2 separate regions of the Homo sapiens genome follow, and region 1 is linked to region 2. Evidence: chromatin contacts called from ENCODE Hi-C data. All regions are on one chromosome and are shown on one strand. The core of a region is the stretch at or near the end of the contact, and the rest is flanking DNA. Distances in the headings are between cores, read along the strand shown.

The links. A loop is a pair of places that touch in the nucleus more often than their neighbours do. Pooled maps may share reads with other maps.
Region 1: a pooled map shows a loop between it and region 2 (17-fold over the local background). The contact joins the promoter of PAXIP1-DT here to the promoter of NOM1 in region 2. A Hi-C loop is called at or near these places in 1 of 168 maps with a recorded cell type or tissue (breast epithelium), 1 of 37 single-sample maps with no recorded cell type and 8 of 50 pooled maps.

What each region holds. Positions count from the first base shown.
Region 1 is chr7:154,998,702-155,004,682 of GRCh38, forward strand. It overlaps PAXIP1-DT (PAXIP1 divergent transcript), which reads left to right and starts at 4,732. Exons shown (of 1, transcript NR_028090.1): 1 at 4,732-5,981. PAXIP1 (PAX interacting protein 1) reads right to left here and starts at 4,423. Exons shown (of 21, transcript NM_007349.4): 1 at 4,148-4,423; 2 at 1-83. The coding sequence starts at 4,228. RefSeq lists silencers at 3,564-3,713, 3,884-4,253, 4,284-4,973, 4,994-5,073 and an enhancer at 5,318-5,819.
Region 2 is chr7:156,945,680-156,952,416 of GRCh38, forward strand. NOM1 (nucleolar protein with MIF4G domain 1) reads left to right here and starts at 4,033. Exons shown (of 11, transcript NM_138400.2): 1 at 4,033-5,045. The coding sequence starts at 4,059. LOC105375605 (a long non-coding RNA gene) reads left to right here. Exons shown (of 4, transcript XR_001745007.1): 4 at 1-105. RefSeq lists an enhancer at 3,185-3,713 and silencers at 3,774-4,123, 4,404-4,453.

The sequences.
Region 1 (5,981 bases), core at 3,482-5,981, 1.9 Mb before region 2:
TCCCCATCCTCTGAGATTATGTGTGAGGCTAGTGCATTGTAGGAAACTTCCTTCGCTTTTCCAGCCTTGAGAAGCTGAATAACCTAAAAAACAAGAAAATCCACACAAATTAAAATGGGCAATACTGTACTGTACTCTTGAATTACAGAAATAATTATTGGGCATAATAGTACTTTTTAATAAAAACACACCATATTCCCCACATAAAAACTAACAGCCTTTTACTCTGAATAATATGCCAATGAAACTTTCGGGGACAATCAAAAGCAGCAAATCTTGATTCACTGACCAAGTCAATGACCAAGTAATGGAGGCTATTGTGAGTCCAGTAGTGGACATGGTCTGTCCTCAAGACAGATGGGCTGGACAAACCAGGAGACAGCACAACCACTGCTGCGGTGGGGCCACGCACATGGTGCTCCTGAGCTTCCAACTTAAAGACTGGGACATGGGGAGTTTCATAATTAGGGAAAGATTCTGGAAGACAAGATATGTGAGCAGAACCCTCATAAACGTCTGGGTGTTAGGCAAAAATCCATACATCGAGGAAGAGGGAGCAGTGTTGAAGGCACTGAACAGGTGAATACAGAGCAGACCGTAAATGGGCTTTCTTACACACTATGCAAAAAAGTCTGTGCTTCATTCTGGGGTATATGCAGGGCCACTGAAGGATTTCACACAGGAAAAGTAGCACAGATTTCATACAAAGATGACAGTCCATGTGAAAAGAAAGGATTGGGTGGGCTGGCTGTGTTTGGTTGGCTAGATGACTAAAGACAAGAGACCTGTTAAGAAACAAGTGCAATAACCCAGGTGAAAGAGGCATCCACTAAAGTGATGTCCTGATGGGCAGAAAGGAGGAAGATGTGAGAGAATCGGCAAGCCTTGGTGTCTGGAAGGGGTATAAGCAAAAGAGCAAAGTCCAGACTGAAATGGTGGTGAGTACCACTCACTGAGGAACACATCAGAAGGCTGGCAGGTGGGGACACAAGGACGTGTTTTAGTTTGGGCATGCCATTCTTTGGGGGTCGTGTTAATATCTGGCAAGAGGCATCCAGTTGCAGCTAGGAAAAGATGTGGATCTCCCTGACAGAAAGTCATCAGCATTGTTACATAGATGGGAGCCACAGCCATGAGCGTGAAGGTGGTCGCAGTGCAGAATGGGAGGGGAGCTAGAGAGCAGACACAGCAACTGATACTTCAGGGACAGGTAGGGAAGTGCAGTATCACAGGAGAGGAGCGTCAACAGAAGCCAAGGAAGTGAGGGTTAAGGAACAGTCGACAGTCAAGTGCTTCAGAAGAGGTGGGCAGTGTCTAAGCTGACAGTGCACACCAACTGTCAAAGTGACATGGTGCCCACAAAGCTCAAGTGACCCACCAGGGCAACGCTCTTCCAGGTCCCCTCTCTGCAGCAGAGAGCTTTCTTCTTTCACTTATTAAACTTTTGCTCCAACCTCAAAAAAAAATAAAGTCACCCACAAGCTAGACAACCTTTTCAGAATACTTTACCGACCACTAATAGATATGAACTAGAGCAGAGGCTCAATATTTAGTAAGTGAAAAAACAGCGGTCACTGGCCATGGGCCACTTTACCTTTCTTCCTTCCCTTGACCTCTAAGCATTTTTAGCTTCACGCATCCATTCGACTGGTCTTCAGAAAAGGCACCCCTCCTTTTCCTATCCTCCAGTCTGTTTCTGATCCTACTCCCTTCTTCATGAGTTTCCCTGTCCATAGCTATGTTCCCTCCACCTGTAAACAGTAAAGTCACCCACATCCTTCCACGCGCTTGTGATGCAACACAGATCCCTCCCCAGCCCTCTCTTCCTCAGGCACCTTCTCTATTTCCTTCTCAGGACAAACTTCCTGAAGAGTCTAACCTTTCTGTTCTCAGTTTCCATTCACTCTTCAACTCCCTGCAATCCAGCCCCTTCCACCAACACTCTACCAAAAACACTTTACTCGGTTTTCACGAACTTTGAGGATGCCAAAACCAATAGCTTCTCTTCAATCTCCACACTACTGAGTATCTTAATAGATTTATCTCATATCACTCTGTTCCAGATATAGTGATCATCCTGATGTATCCCAAACGCATGAATGCCTTCATTCCTCAGCACATACGCTCCACATGAAAATATTCCTTCATGTTCTTAACTTCTGCTTATCTCAAAACCCAACTGAAATGACATCTACTGAGTGACATTTCAGTGGTGTCTACTTTGCACCCCAGTGGAGAAATCTGCTACACCTTGTACTGTGATATGTCCAGGTGTGCTCCCTCCCCCACCAATGAGGGGCGCTAAAGGGCAGGTACCATGTCCTCTTCACCTCTGTATTATACCTGGCACCTAGTCCATGCCTGCCTCATATTAGATGGTCAACATGTGAACTTATAATCCACAGTCATAAGAGTCAGAGAATCAGATGTCCAGGCTCAAAACTTTTCAGAAAATATACTGTTTCAGATGAAAGTGGTTTGCCAAGGACATTTTTAAGCACTTAGATTTGATTCAAAGTCGAGTAAATATGGTTCCAGTTCAACTTGTTCCAGGTTTTAAGTAACATTTGGTTCAAGTCCCCTATAAGAGCCAAAGTCCTAAAATGAAACACGAAGGCTAGGAAGGAGGGGGAAGAGAAAAATGGTGGATAGCAAAAAACAAAAACAAAAAAACAAACAAAAAAAAGAGGGGCGGGGGAATCATCAATACTGGAAAAAGCTAACACTGTTACAGGCACTCATCTTCATCGCTCCGTGTTCAGCAACTGTTTTACTCTGTAAATTCAAAGATAGAAGGCTTTTTTTTTTTTTTTGAGACGGAGTCTAGCTGTTGTTGCCCAGGCTGGAGTGCAGTGGCGCGATCTCGGCTCACTGCAACTTCCACCTCCCAGGTTCCAGCAATTCTCCTGCCTCAGCCTCCCGAGTAGCTGAGACCACAGGCGCCCGCCACCACGCCCGGCTAATTTTTGTATTTTTAGTAGAGATGAGGCTTCACCATGTTGGCCAGGCTGGTCTCGAACTCATGACCTCAGGTGATCCACCCGCCTTGGCCTCCCAAAGTGCTGGGATTACAGGGGTAAACCCGGCCTTGAAGTCTCTTTACCCTAAAGTTACAGGGCAAAAAGGGTCCAAAAAGTTGTTACAAGGACGAACCTCAAGAAGGCCAAGATCACTCAGCCTTCTACAATTCCTTCTACACCATCCAAGTTCATCTGCGAAATATGAGTCTCCGCCCTTCCAGGCCTAACTCTGATCACTGGGGATCCCCATCCTCCAAGGTGGGGGCCACTGATGTCACACCCAAGGCAACACAACTGTACAGCTAAACTTTTAAGAAGGAAATATTTTGAAGATTAACCTGAAGAGGATATTCAACTAAGATGCATTCCTACCACGGACTGATAACTGTGTGACATCAAACAGATATATTATTATAGGAATACTAAGGAAAACCCACAATATCCTTTGGCGTGAGCCCAAACTACACAAAATTAAATGTGTAATGTGATGGTGTTACCAGGGTACCGTAAAATTAATCGTCCAAGTGGGAAAATCAAGGAAGACGAATGCCAGCCCCCACGTGCAGGGACACAGGCTGGAAGGGAGCGCTCCTCAGCCCCGCACAGGACGGCAGCTGCCCGGGTGGCGGAGGCGGCCAAGCCGGTGCACGGCCACGACCCCCGCCGGCCGAGCGAGGCTGGGGTCCCCGCGCGAGCTGCCCCGGCTGGGGATCCCGGCGCCCCTCGTCCGCCCTCGGAGCTGCTCTCCCGGGAGCCGAGACGCCCGGCGCGGGGAATGGGGAGACGCGACCCCGCGCCCGTCCCGCTCAGCAAAGGAGCAGAGAACGAGGCGGCCCGGTGGGTCGGGGGCGGCGACCCCAGGGCCGCAGGCCGGGGGCTCAGGGCGCGCACTAGGGGCCGAGGTACAGAGCCCCAGCCGCCTTCCCTCCCGCACTCCCCCGGGCCCGGGCCTCCCGCGCCCACCCCGCGGTCGCCCCTGCCCTCAGCGCAGTCAGGCCAGCGGCCTCGGCGGACCCGACGCTCTGCGCCCGGCGCGCGCCCGCGGCAGGAGCGGGGACGGGGACGGGGACGGGGACGGACGGGGACGCGGACGGGGGAGGAGGCCGCGGCAGGGGCGGGCGCGGTACCTGCGGGTCGATGTCGCCCACCGCGTAATACTTGACCTCCCTGAACATCTCCTCAGGAACTTTGGGCGCCTGGTCCGACATGATCGCGGCGGCCCGGGAGGCTCCGCGGCGGCGCCCGGCCCCGCCCACCCCCCGCCCCCGGCCCCCGCGGCGCCCGGCGCCCCCACTCGCCCCGCCAACGGCCCTGCCCGCGCAGCCCGGGCCCGGTCCTGCGAATCGGGGTCCGCTCCCCCGCCCTCCGCGCCCCCGCCCGCGCCCGCGCCGAGCGCCCGAAGCGCGGGAGCCGCGCGCGCCCTGCGGGACGCACCATCCCGCCCCGGCCACCGAGGGGGAGCGCCGAGGAGCCGCCCGGCCTCCAGTGACGCCCCGCGCCTCTGCCGCCAGCCACGGCTCCGGGGTAGCTGGCGCCGGCAGCCCGCTCTGGCCCTTGCGGTTCCGTGGCCGCCGCTCTGCAACGAGGGGGCCCCGAGGACGAGGGGAAACCAGCTCCCCCCTCGGCGGGGCCGGAGTGAGCCGGTCCCGGGGAGGAGGGGAGCTGGCAGGCCCCTCCCGTCGCCACATGCGGCTGCTCGGGGGCGGCGCATGCGCGCGGCGGAGGGGGGGGTGGGGCCTTGGGGCCGCGAGTGGGAGCGGGAGCGGTTCTGCGGCCTCCTCGGGCTTCTTGGCCCTGGGCGGAGTGGGATTGGGTGTCCCGGCTGTTCGCAGTGGCCGCGAGTGCGGCCGGACCTGGAGTAGTACCTGAGCCGCTCTGGCCGAGCAAGGCGCGGGGCCCCGGTCTACACCGCGCTGGACCCGGCTATGCCGTGACGGAATTCCCGAGGCCGTAGCGCCACGCGAGACGCGCACTGGTGGCCTCCGCGGCGAGTCCTGGGGTCTCCGCAAGGCCTCAGTGCCCGAGCTGGGGACGTGCTGGGGGGAGGCCCGGCCCCGTCGCTGCCCGAGGCCCCGCTGTCCCGGCCGGACCGGCCTGGTCCCTGGCGTCCTGTCGGGTCCGCGCTGGAGGAGAGTCCCAGACAGCAGAGCCCGCGGTGCAGCTCCAGCCCCGGGAAGCCCCGCGCTCAACAGGTTAATACTACACAGCGGCGATTCTAATGGTCACGCTTTTATTTACAGCTCGCCTCCCTTCCGCCAAGATTCACAGAACACGGCAGAGTGGCCTCGGGATCACCTGCCCAAGACACCTGCACGACCGGAAGTTGGGAGAAGAAATTAAGGCCATGATGATGAACGCAGCCTTTCTCGTTTATTTCCAATCCCACAACAAACCGGAGTCCAGGAACTCATGGGTGATTATCGGACTATTACCTAGTCGTAAAACTGTGGAGCATTGGTGTCTAAAGGAATCTGAGACAGACCCGCAGTGTCTCCCCCACATGCCTTAAGTCACTTCTGCCAAGCAGAAAATCATTTTTAAGTAAATGTTAGTGAAATTGGTTTTAAAAAAGAGAAGGGGCCGGGCGCGGTGGCTCACGCCTGTAATCCTATCCTTTAGGAGGCCGAGGTGGGCGGATTGCCTGAGTTCAGGAGTTCGAGACCAGCCTGGGCGACACGGTGAAACCCCGTCCCTACTAAAATACAAAAAATTAGCCGGGCGTGGCGGCACGCGCCTGTAGTCCCAGCTACTCAGGAGGCTGAGGCAGGAGAATGGCTTGAACTCGGGTGGGGGAGGTTGCAATGAGCCGAGATCGCGCCGCTGCACTCCAGCCTGGGCGACAGAGCGAGACTCTGTCTCTGAAAAAAAACAAAACAAAACGAGAAGGCTTTCAAAATTACTCTGCGGTACACTAATTTAACAGATTAGATCACTTTCCAGGCTTTAAGTTGGCCTTTGTTC
Region 2 (6,737 bases), core at 2,783-5,282:
AGTTCGCTTTTTAAGTTGGGTGCAATGGCTGTCACTGGTAATCACTGTACTTTGGGAGGCTGAGGCAGGAGGACCATTTGCACTTAGGAGTTTGAAACCAGCCTGGGCAACATAGCAAGAACTCCTCTATACTAAAAAAATAAAATAAAATAAATTAGCCAGGCATGGTGGCATGCACCTGTAGTCCCAGCTACTTGGGAAGTTGAGAAGGGAGCATCACTCGAGCCCAGAAGGGCGAGGCTGCAGTGAGCTATGATCATGCCATGGCACTCCAGCCTGGGCAACAGAGCAAGGCCCTGTCTCCAAAAAATATATAAAAATAAAGATAAAGTTTTTTTTAAAACAAAAGCACTAAAGAAAACAATTACGAAAATGAAGAGTAACAAGGAATGAGAAGACTGATATTAAACTACGTTATAGAGCCATAATAGTTAAAGCAGTAGAGCACCGAGGCATACACATGCTGGAAGATTAGGAAAAAGAGAGCCCAGAGATAGGCTCAAATACATTTTAAAAACTGCTGTATTATCAAGATGGTGTTTCAAATTGGTGGAGAAAAGGTAGATTTTTCATTAAAATGTACTGGCATTGGCATTTTCTGGGGAAAAAATAGGTTGGTCTTACCTTGTTTTATACATCAAAATAAAAAATACATTGGTCAAAGATTAAGTATTTTAGGAGCCAGGTATGGTGGCTCGTGACTGTAATCTCAGATACTCAGGAGGCTGAGGCGGGAAGATCACTTGAGGCCAGGAGTTTGAGACCAGTCTAGGCAACATAGCATCCCTTAAAAAACAAAAATAAAAATAGCTGGGCAGGATGGCTGAAGTGGGAGGATCACTGGAGCCCAGGAGTTTGAGGCCATGGTAAGCTATGATCCTGCCTGTGAAGAGCCACTGCATTCCAGCCTGGGCAACATCGAGAGAACTTCATCTCTAAAAGGAAGGGGGGGAATCTTTAAAAAAAAATCCTTGAGTGGGGAAGAGCTTTCAAAGTATAATACAAAACTTTAGAAGTCATAAAGACTGATAATTTTAACAATGCAAAAGAAATTTTAATCGTCCATGGCAAAAAAATAAAAATGAAACTAGTCAACTAGAGAAAAATACATATTTGCAACATGTCATGAACAAGAGCCAATTTCCTTAATATGTAAAGAGCTTCTGTAAGAAAAGACTGTCATAAACCATAGAAAAATGGGCAAAGGATATGAATCGCAATTTTGCAGAAATGAAATGGAAATGGCTCATAAGCATATGAAGGATGGTCAGCTCCACTTTTACTGAGGAACATGCAAATTCAACTTAATGAGATTTTTTTCTTCCATCAAATTGGCAAAGATAAGTTTCATAACTTTCATTCATTGATGCAACTTCCATGGATGGTCCTTAAGCAATATTTATCAAATTTACAAAATACACACCATCAATTTCAGAATTCACACACTTCTAAGAATATATCCCTTAAACTGTACTCTCACATGAAATGCTGTGTGTGGAAAGCTATTCATTGTAGCATCATTTTTAGTATGAATGTGTGGGAATAAAAACTATCAGCAGGGGCTGTGTCACTAAATGATGGACGGCCTCTCCATCACTGACTTTGCAGCCAATAAAAAATAACAAAGCATCCATTCATTCATGTCTATTTACCGAGTGCCACTAACCCTGGGGACAAATCCACAGACCAGAAGTCATGCCCTGGTGAGAAGGAGACAACAAACACATAAGTCAAATGGGGAGGGAAGTGCCAAGGAAATAGGATGACAGGAAACAGGATTTTGAGGCTGCTGCAGCCTCAAACAGGGTTGTCAGGATGGACTCGCTGAGACTTTTGAGCAAAGGCTGGGATCAGAAAGGACCAGGAGCCTGTGCCTGCGCTGGAGCGGGGGGAAGCGGCGGGAAGCGGCGGGAGAGAGGGGAGACAGGGTCAGGAGATGAGGTGAGGGCAGATCCAGCAGGACCTCCAGCGTTCCTGGAGAGTGAGCTGGCACGCAGCCACGTGGTCCTATTTTCATATTTTAAAAGCATGCCTTTGGCTGCTATGTGGAGAGCAGACTGAAGGGTTGAGGGGATGAAAGTGGAGAGACCAGACAGAGGCCTTTGCAATAATCCAGGCAGCTATGATGGTGGCAGGGAAGGTCCATTGGTCCCTCCCTCTGCTGCAGGATGGTCTACAAGATACATTGTTAAATGAAAAAAGCAAGATGTGGAACAGTGTTTTGTAAACTAGCACTCATGAGACACAGCACACACACCTATTTATGCTTCATTGAGTATAGAATCTATTGGGAAGATCACTTCAGAATGATATATTGCTGCTTCATGGAAGGAGAACTGGGTGGCTTGTGGACAGGCACAGCACAGAAATTGACCTTTTCATTTATATCTTTTTGTACCTTTTGAATTTTGGACCCTGTACATAGAGTATATTGCTTATTAAAAATTAAATTACTTATTTTTTTAAAGTACCTTAAATATTTGAGAGAGGAAAATATTTGCACATAGGAGATACAGAGGATTATTCAAAATTTTTTATTTGTAAAGAATTCCTTGCCGGGTGTGGTGGCTCACACCTGTAATCCCAATACTTTAGGATTTGAGCTTAGGAGTTTGAGACCTGCCTGGACAACACAGGGAGACCCTGTCTCTACTTTAAATTTATATTAAATAAATTTTATATTTAAAAAAATTCGTAAAACCTATAAGGAAAATGGACAAAGGCCATAAACAGAGGAGGAAATACAAATGGCCAGTGAACAAAGACACCCACTCTCATCAGGAACTAAATGACAAGATGCCATTTTGAGCTGACAAGTTGACAAAAATTAAATCATTTTAAAGTCAAGGACGGGCCGGGCGCGGTGGCTTGCCTGTAATCCCAGCACTTTGGTCCGCCATTGCACTCCGGCCTGGGCAACAGAGTGAGACTCGGTCTCAAGAAAAAAAAAAGAAAAAAAATTAAATTAAATTAAATTAAGTCAAGGGTGGGAACTCTGTGGAAATGAAGCTTCTGAAGCTGTCCGGGAAGAGAAGCGGCCCCTGGTCAGGCCGAGAACCCCACAGCAGCAGCCCCGTCTTCCCCCAGCTCACTGCTAGGCGAGGCTGCTCCTGCGCCTCCGGGCTTCCCAAAAATCCAGACGCAAACTGCGCGGCCTCTGCGTTCGCTTCCCGGTTCAAGTTACCCAGTAAAGAGGAACCTCAAACGCTCTGCCCTCGGGGCCCAGCGTCCAAACCCAGCCTGGGCAGGGCCGGCTCCTCAGGGGTCCTCGGCCGCCTGGGGGCCACAGGCGTCTCCCTGGTCCGTATCCAGAGCCTGCTTCTCAGGAGAACGCTGGCTCTGGGGCCAGTCCTAACCCACGAGGGCTCCTCTCGACCACATCTGCAAAGGCCCTATTTCCAAATAAGGTCGCATTCCTGGGTCCTGGGCGGACACGAACCTGGGGCCCGCGCATCCCAGCGTCGTCGCCGCCGCCAACCTCCGGCACCGCGCCGACCCGCGCGGAGTCTCCCCTCCATCATACGCGAGGATTTCCCTTTGGAGTCTCGCTCTGTCGCCCAGGCTGGAGTGCAATGGCGCCATTTCGGCTCACTGCAACCTCCGCCTCCGTGGTTCAAGCGATTCTCCTGCCTCAGCCTCCGAGTAGCTGGGATTACAGGCGCGTGCCCCCACGCTCAGCTAATTTTTGTAGGGGGGTGGGTGGGTTTCACCAGGTTGGCCAGGCTGGTCTCGAACTCCTGACTTCAGGTGATCCACCCGTCTCGGCCTCCCAAAGTGCTGGGATTACAGGCGTGAGCCACCGCGCCCGGCCGGATTTCCCTTTTAAATGTGAAGGCACCTCCATGCTCATCGCGAGCCTGACGTCCACGCGGCGCCCACCCGCGGGCGCGCCTGCCCCGGGCGCCACCTGCCCGGCTGCCCCCGCACCCGGCTCCGCGCAGCTCTGCACGCTGTCGCCCTCCGGCCAGCAGGGGGCGCCGCCCGCCCGCCCCGCGCAGCCGCCTCTTCCCCGGAAGTCCCGCCTCGGCCGGAAGTCGTGCGTCCACGCGTTTCGAAAGATGGCGGCGTCCAGGAGCGCGGGAGAGGCCGGCCCGGGCGGCTCCCAGGGACGCGTGGTCCGCATGAAGCGCAGAGGCGGGCGCGGGCCGCGCCGCGGTCCTGCTGGCGGTGGGGAGAAGGCCCTGAAGAGGCTGAAGCTAGCGGTGGAGGAGTTCGTGCACGCGACTTCGGAAGGCGAGGCTCCCGGGGGTTGCGAGGGGCGCGGCGCCCCGGTGAGCTTTCGCCCGGGAGGGAGAAAAAGCCGTAAGGAACTGAGGAAGGAGAAGCGGCACCTGCGGAAAGCACGCCGGCTGCAGAGGACGGCGGGCCCCGAACAGGGTCCCGGCCTGGGAGGCCGAAGCGGAGCCGAAGAAGCCAGCGGTCACCGGCAGGACACGGAGGAGCGCGCCCGCCCAGCCCCTAGTCGGGACCCCTCGCCTCCCAGGAAGCCGCGGCCGTCCCGGGTCAAGGCCAAGGCCACGGCCGCCACCGCAAAGACCAGACCCTCCGCAGCCGCCACCGCCGCTGCCCGGAAACGGGCGCTTTTAGCGGCGAACGAGGAGGAGGACCGAGAGATCCGAAAGCTGGAGCGTTGCCTCGGTTTGAACAAGCGCAAAAAGAAGGACGGCAGCAGCTCCGTGCCGCTGAGCTTTGCACGCGACGGTCTTGACTATATTCTGGGAGCCCTGGAGTCTGGGAAAAATAGCGGCTTGTACGACAGCAGTGGTGAGGAGGAGGAAGATGCCGGACAGACACTCCCCGAAAGTGACTTAGAGAGTGACTCCCAGGACGAAAGTGAGGAGGAGGAGGAGGGAGACGTAGAAAAGGAAAAGAAGGCGCAGGAAGCAGAAGCGCAGAGCGAGGACGACGACGAGGATACAGAAGAGGAACAGGGGGAAGAAAAGGAAAAGGGAGCGCAGGAGAAAAGGAGGGGGAAGAGAGTCCGTTTTGCAGAAGATGAAGAAAAGAGTGAAAATTCCTCGGAGGACGGTGACATAACGGATAAGGTATCGTGTGAACACTCTCTAGGCCCTCTGGGATTTCCTTCAAAATAACGGGACAGGGAATGGGGCGTGAGGCAGAAATGACACAGACTTGGTGTCTTGATAATGGTTTCAGCTGAATGTGAGTAAATCGAGTACGTTACTCTATTCGGTCTTCTTTCATGTTTTTAAATTTTCATAATGTAAAGTTTAGGAGAAAAGCAATATAGAGACATTTTTATCCCGGGGACTTAAGGGCCATTTCCACAGTGCAGCATCTTCATTCTGTGTTTACCAGCCCAGGTCTCTAAACCTGTTAACCCTACCTCATCTGTTAAGGCCTCTTTCGAGTATCCGAGGACATCTGCCGTGCCCGACTTTTAGAGTGAATTTTCTAAAACTCGAAGCTAATTTACAGCACTCCCTTAGATAAAGTCCAACATTGAATTAAAGATAAAGGCTGAGGCGGGGCAGATCATTTGAGGTCAGGTGTTTGAGACCAGCCTGGCTAACGTGGTGAAACCCCGTCATTACTAAAAATACAAAAAACAGCCGGGCGTGGTGGCAGGCGCCTGTAATCCCAGCTACTTGGGAAGCTGAGGCTTGAACCAGGGAGGCAGAGGTTGCACTGAGCCGAGATCGCGCTACTGCACTCTAGCCTGGGCGAGAGAGCCAGACTCTGTTTCAAAGAAAAAAAAAAGTTCAGAATCTAGGACGTAGCAATCAAGGCATTCATGGGCTGTCATCTTGCATATTTTATCTCAGCGTTCCTTTGCATGTAGCTCATGGTTGGAGGCAGCTGTGTGGAATTGCCTGCATTTCCTTCTCCCCACATCGCACTAGTTCTATGTATGTAAATATTCAGCTTCTATGTATACAAATATTCTTTATTGAACCAGGTTTAAACTACCTAGCAGTGAGGATCGTGCCTTGCAAATGTTTGTGTCCTTAATGATTTGCAAACACCACCACCCCCCTTGATAATTTAGGAAATAGCAGTGAGTTGGTTTTGATTTTTTTTTTTTGAGACTGAGTCTTGCACTGTCGTCTAGGCTGGAGTAGAGTGGTGCAGTCTCCGCCCACTGCAAGCTCCGCCTCCCAGGTTCATGCCATTCTCCTGCCTCATCTCCCAAGTAGCTGGGACTACAGGCGCCCACCACCATGCCCGGCTAATTTTTTGTATTTTCAGTAGAGATGGGGTTTCACTGTGTTAGCCAGGATGGTCTTGATCTCCTGACCTCGTGATCCGCCCGCCTCAGCGTCCCAAAGTGCTGGGATTACCGACATGAGCCACCGTGCCCGGCCGGTTTTGATTTTTATCATATAAACTTAGATATTACTTTTAAACAAGTTTGAAATTGTTTTTAGGACACTTTCCCTCCAAAATTAGCGGTTTGTTTAATTTAGGTTCTTGTATGCTACTGTGCCTGCAGTAAGTTAAGGCCGAGCAAAAGCGCAGTAGATAGGGCTCTGTTGGAGTTGAGCAGATACCAGAGGTGCACAGCTGGGTCTGAAGAGCTACACAGGGGAAAACGAGATGGTGAAATGTATTATTAATAGCATTAATGGGAATAGTGACAGGCACAGCCTGGTGAGTGGAATGTTTACCCATATACTAAGCACTCAATAAATCTGATGTATTTAAGCAGCAATGATCAGTAGCAGCTTCCACCAGTTCTTGGAAGTTTAATATTTAAATACACATATGGCAAAGAA